Regions from separate parts of the Homo sapiens genome. Here regions 1 and 3 are each linked to region 2. The links are chromatin contacts, found by Hi-C or POLR2A ChIA-PET in ENCODE. All regions are on one chromosome and are shown on one strand. Each heading gives the region's core, a stretch centred on a gene start or an enhancer-like site at or near the end of the contact. The rest is flanking DNA. Distances are from core to core; before and after follow the strand shown. Region 1 holds the start of KRABD2 (KRAB domain containing 2). Region 2 holds the start of CHD3 (chromodomain helicase DNA binding protein 3). Region 3 holds the start of TMEM107 (transmembrane protein 107).

The links. A loop is a pair of places that touch in the nucleus more often than their neighbours do. ChIA-PET counts read pairs that join two places held with the same protein, here RNA polymerase II (POLR2A). Pooled maps may share reads with other maps.
Region 1: a pooled map shows a loop between it and region 2 (4-fold over the local background). The contact joins the promoter of KRABD2 here to the promoter of CHD3 in region 2. A Hi-C loop is called at or near these places in 2 of 37 single-sample maps with no recorded cell type and 10 of 50 pooled maps. POLR2A ChIA-PET finds 5 or more read pairs at or near these places in 1 of 52 experiments (H1).
Region 3: a pooled map shows a loop between it and region 2 (5-fold over the local background). The contact joins the promoter of TMEM107 here to the promoter of CHD3 in region 2. A Hi-C loop is called at or near these places in 3 of 37 single-sample maps with no recorded cell type and 11 of 50 pooled maps. POLR2A ChIA-PET finds 5 or more read pairs at or near these places in 3 of 52 experiments (MCF 10A, activated B cell and activated naive CD4-positive, alpha-beta T cell).

What each region holds. Positions count from the first base shown.
Region 1 is chr17:8,374,346-8,378,173 of GRCh38, forward strand. It overlaps KRABD2 (KRAB domain containing 2), which reads right to left and starts at 2,359. Exons shown (of 2, transcript NM_001304947.3): 1 at 1,555-2,359. RPL26 (ribosomal protein L26) reads right to left here. Exons shown (of 4, transcript NM_000987.5): 4 at 3,171-3,347. The coding sequence ends at 3,219. RefSeq lists an enhancer at 1,998-2,549 and a silencer at 2,294-2,493.
Region 2 is chr17:7,886,578-7,890,526 of GRCh38, forward strand. It overlaps CHD3 (chromodomain helicase DNA binding protein 3), which reads left to right and starts at 2,212. Exons shown (of 40, transcript NM_001005273.3): 1 at 2,212-2,523; 2 at 3,087-3,199. The coding sequence starts at 2,424. RefSeq lists a silencer at 1,075-1,234 and an enhancer at 2,644-3,213.
Region 3 is chr17:8,174,973-8,178,516 of GRCh38, forward strand. TMEM107 (transmembrane protein 107) reads right to left here and starts at 1,408. Exons shown (of 5, transcript NM_183065.4): 1 at 1,228-1,408; 2 at 987-1,054; 3 at 785-885. The coding sequence starts at 1,314. All of the region lies in intron 2 of LOC105371520 (a long non-coding RNA gene), which reads left to right. RefSeq lists enhancers at 796-845, 896-955, 947-1,558, 986-1,035, 1,196-1,285 and 3 more.

The sequences.
Region 1 (3,828 bases), core at 1,109-3,608, 490 kb after region 2:
AACATGTGCTGTGTCCACTCAGGGTTAAATGGATTAAGGGCAGTGCAAGATGTGCTTTGTTAAACAGATGCTTGAAGGCAGCATGCTCGCTAAGAGTCATCACCACTCCCTAATCTCAAGTACCCAGGGACACAAACACTGCGGAAGGCCGCAGGGTCCTCTGCCTAGGAAAACCAGAGACCCTTGTTCACATGTTTATCTGCTGACCTTCCCTCCACTATTGTCCTATGACCGTGCCAAATCCCCCTCTCTGAGAAACACCCAAGAATGATCAATAAATACTAAAAAAAAAAAAAAAAAAAAAAAAATTGAATGATTCGGCCGGGCGTGGGGGCTCACACCTGTAACCCCAGCACTTTAGGAGGCGGAGGTGGGCGGATTACAAGGTCAGGAGATCGAGACCATCCTGGCTAACACGAGGAAACCCCGTCTCTACCAAAAATACAAAAAATTAGCTGGGCATGGTGGCGAGCGCCTGTAGTCCCAGGAGGCTGAGGCAGGAGGATGACATGAACCCGGGAGGTGGAGCTTGCAGTGAGCCGAGATCGTGCCTCCGCACTCCAGCCTGGGCGACAGAGCCAGACTCTGTCACAAAAAAAAAAAAAAAAAAAAAAAAAAATTCAATGTTTCACCTATATTTACAGATTGGGAGATTTCACATAAATCTCGATTTCTTTCTTTTTTGAGACAGAGTTTTGCTCTGTCATCCAGGCTGGAGTGCAGTGGCGCGATCCCGGCTCACTGCCAGCTCCGCCTCCCGGGTTCACGCCATTCTCCTGCCTCAGCCTCCCGAGTGGCCGGGACTACAGGCACCTGCCACCAGGCCCAGCTAATTTTTTGTATTTTTACTAGAGATGGGGTTTCACCGTGTTAGCCAGGATGGTCTCGATCTCCTGACCTCGTGATCCACCCGCCTCTGCCTCCCAAAGTGCTGGGATTACAGGCGTGAGCCACTGCACCCAGCCTCGATTTCTGGCTTTCTTGAAAAGGCAACATTCTGGCTGCACTGGCGGCATTGCTGCCTGGCAATAACTGGCTGTGATGGAGAGGCGGCATCTTCCTTTGGATCAAGCTTGTCCAACCTGTGGCCTGTGGGCTGCACGCAGCCCAGGACGTCGGGACCTACTAACCTATTCATCTTACTTGCCCACTCCTGCACATTTCTAAGCTTTCAATATCTTTTTTCTTTCATTTTTTTTTTTTTTGAGAGGGTAGGGTCTCACTTTGTCACCCAGGCTAGAGTACAGTGGCATGATCACGGCTCCCAGGGTCAAGGCATCCTCCTACCGCAGCCTCCCAAGTAGCTGGGACTACAGGCATGCGTCACCAGACCCAGCTAATTTTTTCTTTTCTTTCTTTTTTTTTTTTTTTTGTAGAGACGGGGTCTCATTATGTTGCCCGAGGCTTCAGTATCTTTTCCAAAGCAACATGAAAGAAATGTGACCGTAAATCAATCAGCTTCTTGGTGTGATCTATGTGACGGCTAGGTGATAAACGAGTTGGTCAGAGAAAACTGGAAATATTTCCAAAGCCATGTTTACTCCCTTCACCCACCTGTGAGTCTTCGCCTTGGCTGTTTCCGACTCGGAATGTCCTCGCATTGATCCTCCCAATCACAGCCAGCTGAAACCAGCCTCCTTCCTGACGTATTCAGTAACTTTAGCTGATTGCCATCTCTCCTTCATCTCAACAACCTGTACCACACTCACTGGAGCACTTCGCTTTGCATCTTTAGTCGACCAGTTCAGATATATACAACCTATAAGGTAGGGACGGAGGCTTCTACCTGCCTGTACCCCCTTTGGAGGGCCCACGAATACAGAGCTGAGCACAAAAGATGTTTAAAGGACATTTTGTCAAAAATGTCGCTTACAGGTAGGTCGTTATTAGCAAGGTAGAGCAGCGGTACGGCCGAGTCTACGCTTGGGAATTCATTTGCTGACTCTTATCATTTACTGACTAAAGCAAAGTTACTGAGGCCTCAGTTTCCTCATCTACAACCCGGGGAGATGACCAGTACCCATCACAATCGATTGCTATGAAGATTCAATGATAATGCAGATAAGGCACTTAATACAGTGTCCCCTCACCGTCCACACCACACGGGCACGCCCGCTTATTCCTGAGGACCGGGCTGGGATGTCGCCTCCTTTGTGTAGCCTTCCTACCCTGACTTCGCAGACTGCTCCCACCGCCTGGATCCATGCCCGTCCACCCGCCAGCTCAGGGCTGAACGGCTGAGGCGGGCGCGCGGTGGAGAAAAGAGCTGCAGACTGAGGAAGGTCAGGAAGGAGAAAGGGACACACCAGACGCGGCGTCTGAATCCCCCTCCACCCAGAGGCCCCCGAGCAGCAACTCCGCCCCACCTCCCGCCCGCTCCGCCGGAAGCCGGTCAGCGCCAGCCGGAAGCCCCGCCCCCTAGAGGCACCGCGGACACCGTGCAGCGCTGTTCACCCAGATGCCAGCTGTGACCTTGGCTAAGCCAGTGACTTAACTCGGGCCCGTTCCCCATTCCCACGTTGTTGCCAAGTCTCCAGCCTGGAAAGTAAACGGGCTTCAGGTGTCCTGTTTAGATGCTTAAAATGAGGAACGGCAGGAGCACACACACTGCTGCCACCTCACACCTTTTCACTTCATCCTGACGAAGCTGCAGTTTAGTTTATATTTTAACTCAAAGACGTGTTAGGTTTTGGTTTGATGGCACTCATCCAGCACTTGTGCAGAAAACAAGGTAAAGGGGGCCCATGGGTCTATCAGATAACCTGAACCCGAGACCTCTCAATCTGGAGGAACAGCTTGAAGAAGTCATCTAGAAGCTATAAAGTCACAGAAGCTTCTTATCCTATTGAAAGCAAGACTTCCTATCCAATGGCAATACAAACTTTTACGCAGTAAGGTAAAAAATATAGCCTGTCCATATAGCAACCTATCCATAGTAAGCAAGTTAAAAGACAGGTTCAAGAGGAAGTGTTTCCAACTAGCTTTTCTTGTAGGCCTTCTTCTTCTCAATGACACCCCTCCAGCTTCTGATATATCCTCAAATGCTGCTGCCCACTATAAAAAAAATCTCATCAGTCCTGATTTCAGAAAAATTTTAGACCAACAAATCAGAGGTAAGAGACTGATCCACTGAAAACTAGGGAGTGTCCTAAATCACCACACACAAAACACAGGCTCTTTGTTTCAAGTTTTAATCAAAGCTTGTATATAAGATTACTTTATTCCTGCATCTTCTCAATGGTTTCTTCCTTGTATTTGCCCTTTTCCTTTCCTACTTGGCGAGATTTGGCTTTCCGTTCGAGGATCTTTTTGCGGTCTTTGTCCAGTTTTAGCCTAGTGATAACCACCTGCAGAAAAATAAGAAAAAAACACTCCCAAGCTTTAAATAATCACTAAAACACAAGGGAAAGCCCAACATTCAATACCATTTCCCAAACCTGGGGTAGGTGGATGCCTAATAAGAAAAGATTTTAACTTTTAAAAAACTCCAGAAATCACTCTTTAGCCATCAAACCTGGCTTATTTACTAATTTCCTACCAACAAAGGAGAAAAGGCAAGATGGTATCAGTAATTCTTAAAGCCTCTTCTGTGCTTCATTATAAGATTTGTTTCTTTTTCACTGAGAAATATATGATTCTGCTCTTCTCACTACAGTTTTACAAGCTGTCATATACAAATATATTTGTTTCCAAAGTAACTTCAGGCTGGGTGCGGTGGTTCATGCCCCCAATCCCAGCACTTTGGGAGGCAGAGGCAGGCGGATCACCTGAGGTCAGGAGTTTGAGACCAGTCTGGCCAACACGGTGAAACCCCTTCTCTACTAAAAA
Region 2 (3,949 bases), core at 962-3,461:
GAAACTGGATAAAGTCTCCCCGCCCCCCAAGCTTGTCTGAAAAAGGGTAAAGTTTTGAAAAAGTTCTCCCAGAGAGCCCCCTGCCTTGGCAGGAGGAGGAGGAATGAGGAGTTGTGGGGAGAGGGTGCCTTTGGGGTTGCCTCCGGCAGAGGCGCTGAAAAGAGGGAAAGAAAGGCCGTCAGGTCCTGCCAGGGGCTTGGCAGCGCTCACCTATTTGTATTGGGACTTGGAGTCTGGGGTGGGGTGGTGTGGGTCCCGGATCTGGGTACGTTGGGGAGAGAAGCGTGAAAGGATCCGAGGTTGAGATGGGTCTTTGTGTCAACCCGGCCTCCCCTTTCCCTCTTGGCTTTCTGAATAGACCAGAAGAGACGTCAGAGGCTGCTTACATTTTACAACTGAAATGAAAACCCACCTCCCCTCTCCCCCTGGGCAATTTTTATCTCCCTTTCAGCCCTCCAAGTCGAATGAGTGACCCAGATACACCCCCTCAGATGACTTTCGGAGGTAAAACTTCGGGAAATTATTTTTAGCACACTCATTATTTCTGTCTACCTAAGTGTGGGGAAAAGAACCCTCCTCTAAGGAAATTTGTTCAGGCTGCCCTCGCTCTTCCTTGTCTAGAGTATGCATTTGTGCACAGGAGAGATTTCCATTGTTTTCCATTCCGACTGCTTTGATTCTCACCATTTTGTTTTACATTCTTACTCAAGACCAATTTTATCCCTTCCCCCTCTCTCCAGTCTCCTTACATTGTTAAACGTTTAAAATAATAGCAGTCGTGTTGGTGGGGGAAGGGAGCAGGAAGCCAAAAACTCATTTCTTCTCCCTCCCCCTTCTGGCAAGTCGAGAGAAATAATATAACATAATATATAGATGTGATTCCTTGGGGGTGGGGGTGGGGAATGATTGTGGGTGGTGCGGAAAATTCTGGTAGTTTCTTTGCAAAAGGTCTGAAAATACAAACCCACCCCCTGCCTGCAGTACGCATGTGCAGCAGACCTATTATGGTGGTGCGTTGTGGGGGAGGGAGGGGAATTTGAGAAAAAATAAATATATGTGTGAGAGATTGATGGTGAGATTAGAAGAAGAGAGGGGCGGGCGGGAGGCGAGGCTTCGGCCGAGACTCCTCCCGCTTGCTCGGGCGGCCAGGCTCCGCCCTGCGCCCTCCGGCCCCCGCCTCTCTCCTCCCTGCCTCCCTGAGATCCGAGCCGGGGATGTGGGAGAGTCTGGGCTCCAGGCCAGCATTGAGTGGCTGCTGAGACCGAGGTTGGGACTTAGATTTGCTTTATTACCCTTCCTTGCTTTTCCTTGCCGTTCTCGCTTTGCCTCTCCCGCCACCGACGCCTGCCCAAGTTCGGGAACCTCCCGCTGGGGTGGGGAGTAGAGTGAACCGGCTTGTGCACCACCCCTGGCTGGTGGTGGCCGAGGCCGTGTCCCTGAACCTTAGCCAGTTGGCCTGCCCTTGCCACTGCCTCGGCAGCCTGCGTTTCCATGTTCAAGTCAACCGAAGTCCCTGGGGCCAGGGGGAGCCGGCTGCTGGGGCATGGCGCCTTCCTTGCTGACTTCCTATTACAGTCCCCATTCCGTTTCACACCCGGGCTCTGGCAGCCACCCCCCTGCACACACGCACACAGTCCTAGAGTGTCTTCCTGCACAAGGGGACACAGGATGCTGGAGTTAGCAGGAAAGGTGGCACTGAAGGAAGGCGAGGCAGCGACTCTGAGGCAGTGGAAACGGAGGCCTCTGGTGTTAATTGTGGCTAATTTTCCGTTGGCTGTTGAGGGAAGGAGAAAGGATTGTGTGTCCTAGAGCTAGGGGCTGGGCCAAGCCCAGGCTTTCCCATCTTGCATCGGCTGCCTCTCTCTGTACTAGACAGGTCTGGCTGGTTAGTCTAGTGCTTGGTAGGGGAGGGACGTGAACCAGAGCCCCAGGGCCCCAGGTCTGTGGGGCATCCTGTCTTCCTTTATGTGGGGTAACTCTCCGTTCCGTTCCCCAAGCCTTCACAGAGTGACACCTTCACAGATAATGGGGTGGGGGGCCTGGGGTCCTCTGGCAGAGACATCTGGGGAGAAAGCCAGGGACCTATCCCTGCTGAAGCAGGTACAGGCCATCCTCTGGATTTGTGGGCCTGAGAGTGTGTGTGGGTGTGGGTGCGCGCGTGCGCGCGCGTGCTTTTGAGAAGGCATATGCTGGGTGTGTCTGTCTGTGCCTATATCTTTGTTTGGGTCTCCCATACTGCGTATAGATGAATGGGTCAGGATATCTGGAACAAAATATGGAGGTGAAGGGTGAGATCGGGAAACAAAGGGTATGGCCCCCTAGTTCCCAAAGGGAGCAGGGAGATGGGAATAGAATTGAAGGTAGGTTTTAGGCTACTTGGGAGGAGGAATATTTAGGTAATTGTGGAGACTTTCTCCTGTGTGATGAAGGCGGCAGACACTGTGATCCTGTGGGCAAGAAGTAAAAATGACCAGCTGAGGATTTCTTTTCCTCCAGGACTGTGTTGGGGTGACAGGATGCCTGGTAATTATCCGAGGAAATGTAAATAGAGGCCTCCCTCTTGGCAAAAGGATGTCAGGGCCCCAGGGTGTTAGTGTGAGAACCCAGGTGTCCACCTTTGGCTCTCCCTCCCCAGCATCTGGCTTAGGGAGCTGCCAGCTTGTGTCTCCCCACTCCAAGTGCTGGGGTCAGGCCAGGCCAGCAGCTGGGCATGGCTTCCCCAGTTCCTGGGCAGGATGCCAGCTGGCGAAGTGAGGGGGAAGGCAGGAGGAGCCCTGGCGGTGACTGAAAGGACCTGCCACAGTCAGAGCCCATGGCCTGGAGCCTGGTCTCTTGTTAGTAGGAGGGGAGGGAGGGGAGTGGTTTGGCTGCTCTTCTCTTCTGACCCCTGACCTCCCATTCAGAACCAGAGCATCCCAGAGTACTCGAAACACTTTCTGTTTGCATCCAGTGAAGGGAGGCAGGGCTTGGAGGAGTTAATGCTTCCTAGAGAGTGGGAACTGCCGAGGTGGGGAAGGGGCAAGTTGAGGGGCCTCAGAGGCTGGAAACCTAGAGGCTTAGGTTTTCTGATGCTTTTTGCTTCAAAGATAAGGATGACATTCGGCTGCTGCCGTCAGCATTGGGTGTGAAGAAGAGAAAACGAGGACCCAAGAAGCAGAAGGAGAACAAGCCAGGAAAACCCCGAAAACGCAAGAAGCGTGTAAGTGTCAAGAATTCCTAACTCTGTGGCAAGGCTCAAGAGACCCATTCTCAGAGACCTACATTTTCTCTGGTCCTGATTACTGGTGTGGGGGTGGGGTTCTGAAGCCAGGGAGGCTTGATCCCCCGGGCCCCCCACTTCCCTGCCACTGTTGGCCTGTATCTCAGGGATCTGGGACCCTAACTTCATTCACTGCAACCTAGTGAAGAGCCTCGTTGTCAGTGTGTCCTCAGCAGCAAAGAGAAGCAGTTGAAAGCACAAGCTCTGGAAGACTGTATGAATTCAAGAGTCCAGCATTCCTCTGTCTAGGATACCAGGCCGTTTATTTGGCTCTCTGTGCCTTAGTTTCCTCATCTGTAAAAAGTAGATAAAGGCCGGTTGCAGTGGCTCACGCCTGTAATCCCAGCACTTTGGGAGGCTGAGCCGGGTAGATCATTTGAGGTCAGGAGTTCGCGACAAGCCTGGCCAATGTGGTGAAACTCCGTCTCTACTAAAAATACAAAAATCAGCCGGGCGCGGTGGTACGTCTGTAATCCCAGCTACACAGGAGGCTGAGGCAGGAGAATCGCTTGAACCCGGGAGGTGGAGGTTGCAGTGAGCCGAGATCACGTCAGTGCACTCCAGCATGGGTGACAGAGCAAGACTCCATCTCCAAAAAAAAAAAGGAGATAAAAAATTAGTTACTATCACAGGATTGTTGTGAAGATTAAAAGAGGTAAGATATGGTATGTGCTGAGAACAGTTTCTGGC
Region 3 (3,544 bases), core at 158-2,657, 290 kb after region 2:
ACAATTCTCTGACCCATGTGCCTCATCTCCTTTGCCTCTTCTGAGTTCCCAGTGCTCGCTTCCGTTGCCTCTTCTGAGTTCCCATTGTGCTTTATATCTTTTGTTTGTTTTTTGACAGAGTCTTGCTCTGTTGCCCTGGCTGGAGTGCAGTGGCACGATCTCAGCTCACTGCAACCTCTGCCTCCCGGGTTCAAGCAATTCTCCTTCCTCAGTCTCCTGAGTAGCTGGGATTACAGGAGTGCGCCGCCACGCCCGACTAATTTTTGTATTTTTAGTAGAGACGGGGGTTTCACCATGTTGGTCAGGCCGGTCTCGAACTCCTGACCTCAGGTGGTCCACCTGCCTCGGCCTCCCAAAGTGCTGGGATTACATGCGTGAGCCATCGCGCCCTGCCTGTGCTTTCTATCTTCACACACTTCTATAGCACAGTGCTTATCACACTGAATTACAGATTTGTATCTACCTCCTCCTCATTGTAAAAAGAAACGGTGGGGTTTTTATTATTCCTATTATTTTTGTAGACTTGGGTTCTCACTATGTTGCCTCCTGCCTGCGCCTCCCACAGTGCTGGGATTACAGACGTGAGCCAACATGCCTGGCCAAAAACTGTATTTTACTCTCATTTTGGGATTTTAAGTGCCTAGTAAACAGCAGGATTTAGCACATCGTTGAAGATCTTTGAACTGGAAGGATTGGCTACAGCAGACACTATTGTGTCAGGTGGCTGAAGGGAGTCCTGATAGAAGTGGGTCGTGTGGGAAAGGTGGGCAGGCAGAAAGGATACAGATGAGGCTCTGGGTGCTGTTGAACATGGAGACTCCTGAGAGGAAACCGGCCAGCTCCACTGCAAAGAGGCCCAGGGTGACAGAGAGCGCGGCCACCAGCCTGCAGAGAGGAAGTGGACTGGCCCAGGCCTTTGGACTTATTCTAAGACCCCTCCACTCCCACCACCTCTTCGTTCTGGCCACCCCGTCCCAAGAGCTCACTGAATGTCCTGCTTGTCATACTCCTCGGGGGTGAACGTGAGAGGCAGGCAGGCCTGTATGTTGCTGTCCTGGGAGCAGGGCACAGGAAGAGAAGTGAAAAAGGGGCAGGCTGCAGGGCAGGCCTGGGGGCGGCGGGAAACAAGAAAACCCAAGAGGGTAAGACACTGGGAGGGGGCAGGGTAGGACTAGGACCACTCAGAGATGGGAATGGGGACGGATTGAGTGCAGCCGTGGGTCTTACCCGGGACCAGAATAAGGTGATGACGACCACCAGATGCGCCAGGAGCGTCAGGAAGCGAGAGGGCACAAGCCCTGAGACCCGGCCCATGGCCCTCGGGGACAAGGGCGGCGGTCTCTGAGGCTGGAAGTTCAGAGACAGCGACTCCTGAAGTCTCCCCGCAAGCCGACAAATCTAGACGAACGCCTCCTTCCCGCCCGCTCAGGCACCGCCCAGTTGCCTTGGTAACCGTGTACGCGGGCTCGGCGCCGCGTTCTCGGAAATCCTCGCGAGCAGTACATTCTCCGGCTGCTGCGGGTCTCTCAGGGCCAGCGAAGGTCAGGGGTACCCGAAGGCGCTTCTAACCTAACGGCTGGGTACCCGCGCGCAGCCAGGCCCTTTGTTCCTCAGAGGGTGCGAGGTGGCACAGCCCCGCAGCGCCCGATCTGCCCACGCAGGGCGGATGAACGGAAACCCACCCTGGCCTAGCTTGGGGACACCAATGCTTCTGCTGTTGCCCACGCCGGGAGCGGCCCCCAGCCCCAGCTACGCTGCCCAGTTGTGGATCACTTGAGACCGCTGCCACCACCACGCCGGGCTGAGTTCCCCGCCATGCCGAAGACTCAGACCCGCTCCCCTTCCCCTCCTCTGCATGCCTTTAGCTTCCCACCAAGCTGGGCCTGAGAAACAAGGGACCCGAACCTGGAGAGGCCGGTGTTCCTGGACTGCTCTGCAGTCACAGATTGTCACGGAGCCCCTGGTTGTCTGAGGACCCCAGGCCTGAACCTTCCTTGAGGAAGACTGATTTCTTTCAGACTACTTTGCTCAGTTTGGTGAGGGATTTGCAGAGTGCAAAAAATGGCCAGCGTCCTTAAACTAGCATGGGGATAAGAGCAGAGCAAGGTGGCTGGAAAGAGTGGGAGTGGACGAAGGGAATGGGACAGTCCCTGCGTCTCTGGGAGGCTTGGAGCCGGCTGGAAGGGAAACTCAACTCAGATTTCTTTGTCCCTTGGAGGTGCTGGGCCTCCGACATTGCCCAGCTACAGTCCAAGAAGCTCTTATCATCGGCGACCTCATGACCTTTGGGCCTCAGCGCAGGTCCCTGCAGATCTGAAAGTTCTTTAATTGCTGAGTCAAGTCCCATCCTCAAGGAACCTCCCGGCCCATCTCCCAGGAGAACAATCTCTTCCTACTCCCCACTCCCCATCTCAGTGCTTTTAGCCAGCCTAAACTACAAGCCCAAGAGGCATTTCTCATTCCTTCAACAAATATTTGTATATGTTTATTGATTACCTAGTAAGGGTATTCTAGTCAGGGAGATCAACAACAGACATGCAAACAAATAAATCCGTAAGATAATAGGCGCTACAAACAGGGAAAAGCGGGCTGTGCACTGTGGCTCACACCTGTAATCCCAGCGCTTTAGGAGGCCTAGGAGGGCGGATCACCTGAGGTCAGGAGCTCGAGACCAGACTGACCAACATGCTGAAACCCTGTCTCCACTAAAAATACAAAATTAGCCGGGCGTGGTGGCGCGTGCCTGTAATCCCAGCTATTCGGGAGGCTGAGGCATGGGAATCGCTTGAACCCAGGAGGTGGAGGTTGCAGTGAGCCGAGATCGCGCCATTGCACTCCAGCCTCTGCAACAAGAGCGCAACTCCGTCTCCAAAAAAAAAAGAAACGCTAGAATTATAATTCTATAAAAATAGGGCATTTATAATTCTATTAAAATAGAGCATTTATTTTGTTTTATTTTATTTATTTACTTTTTCTGAGACGGAGTCTCGCTCTGTCTCCCAGGCTGGAGTGCAGTGGCGCAATTTCGGCTCACTGCAAGCTCGGCCTCCCGGGTTCACGCCATTCTCCCGTCTCAGCCTCCTGAGTAGCTGGGACTACAGGCGCTCGCCACCATGCCCGGCTAATTTTTTGTGTTTTTAGGAGAGACGGAGTTTCACTGTGTTAGCCAGGATGGTCTCGATCTCCTGCCCTCGTGATCCGCCAGCCTCGGCCTTGCAAAGTGCTGGGATTACAGGCATGAGCCACCGCGCCCAGCCGGACATTTAACCTTAAACTTTATTTTAGAAACTTTGGCCAAAAATTGGCCGGGAGCGGTGGCTCAGGCATGTAATCCCAGCACTTTGGGAGACCGAGGCAGGGAGATCACCTGAGGTCAGGAGTTTCAGACCGGCCTGGCCAACATGGTGAAACCTCATCTCTACTGAAAAAAAAAAAAAAAAAAAAGTTAAAAAGTTAGCCAGGTGTGGTGGCGCCCGCCTCTAATCCCAGCTATTCCAGAGGCTGAGGGAGGAGAAGTGCTTGAACCCGGGAGGCAGAGGTTGCA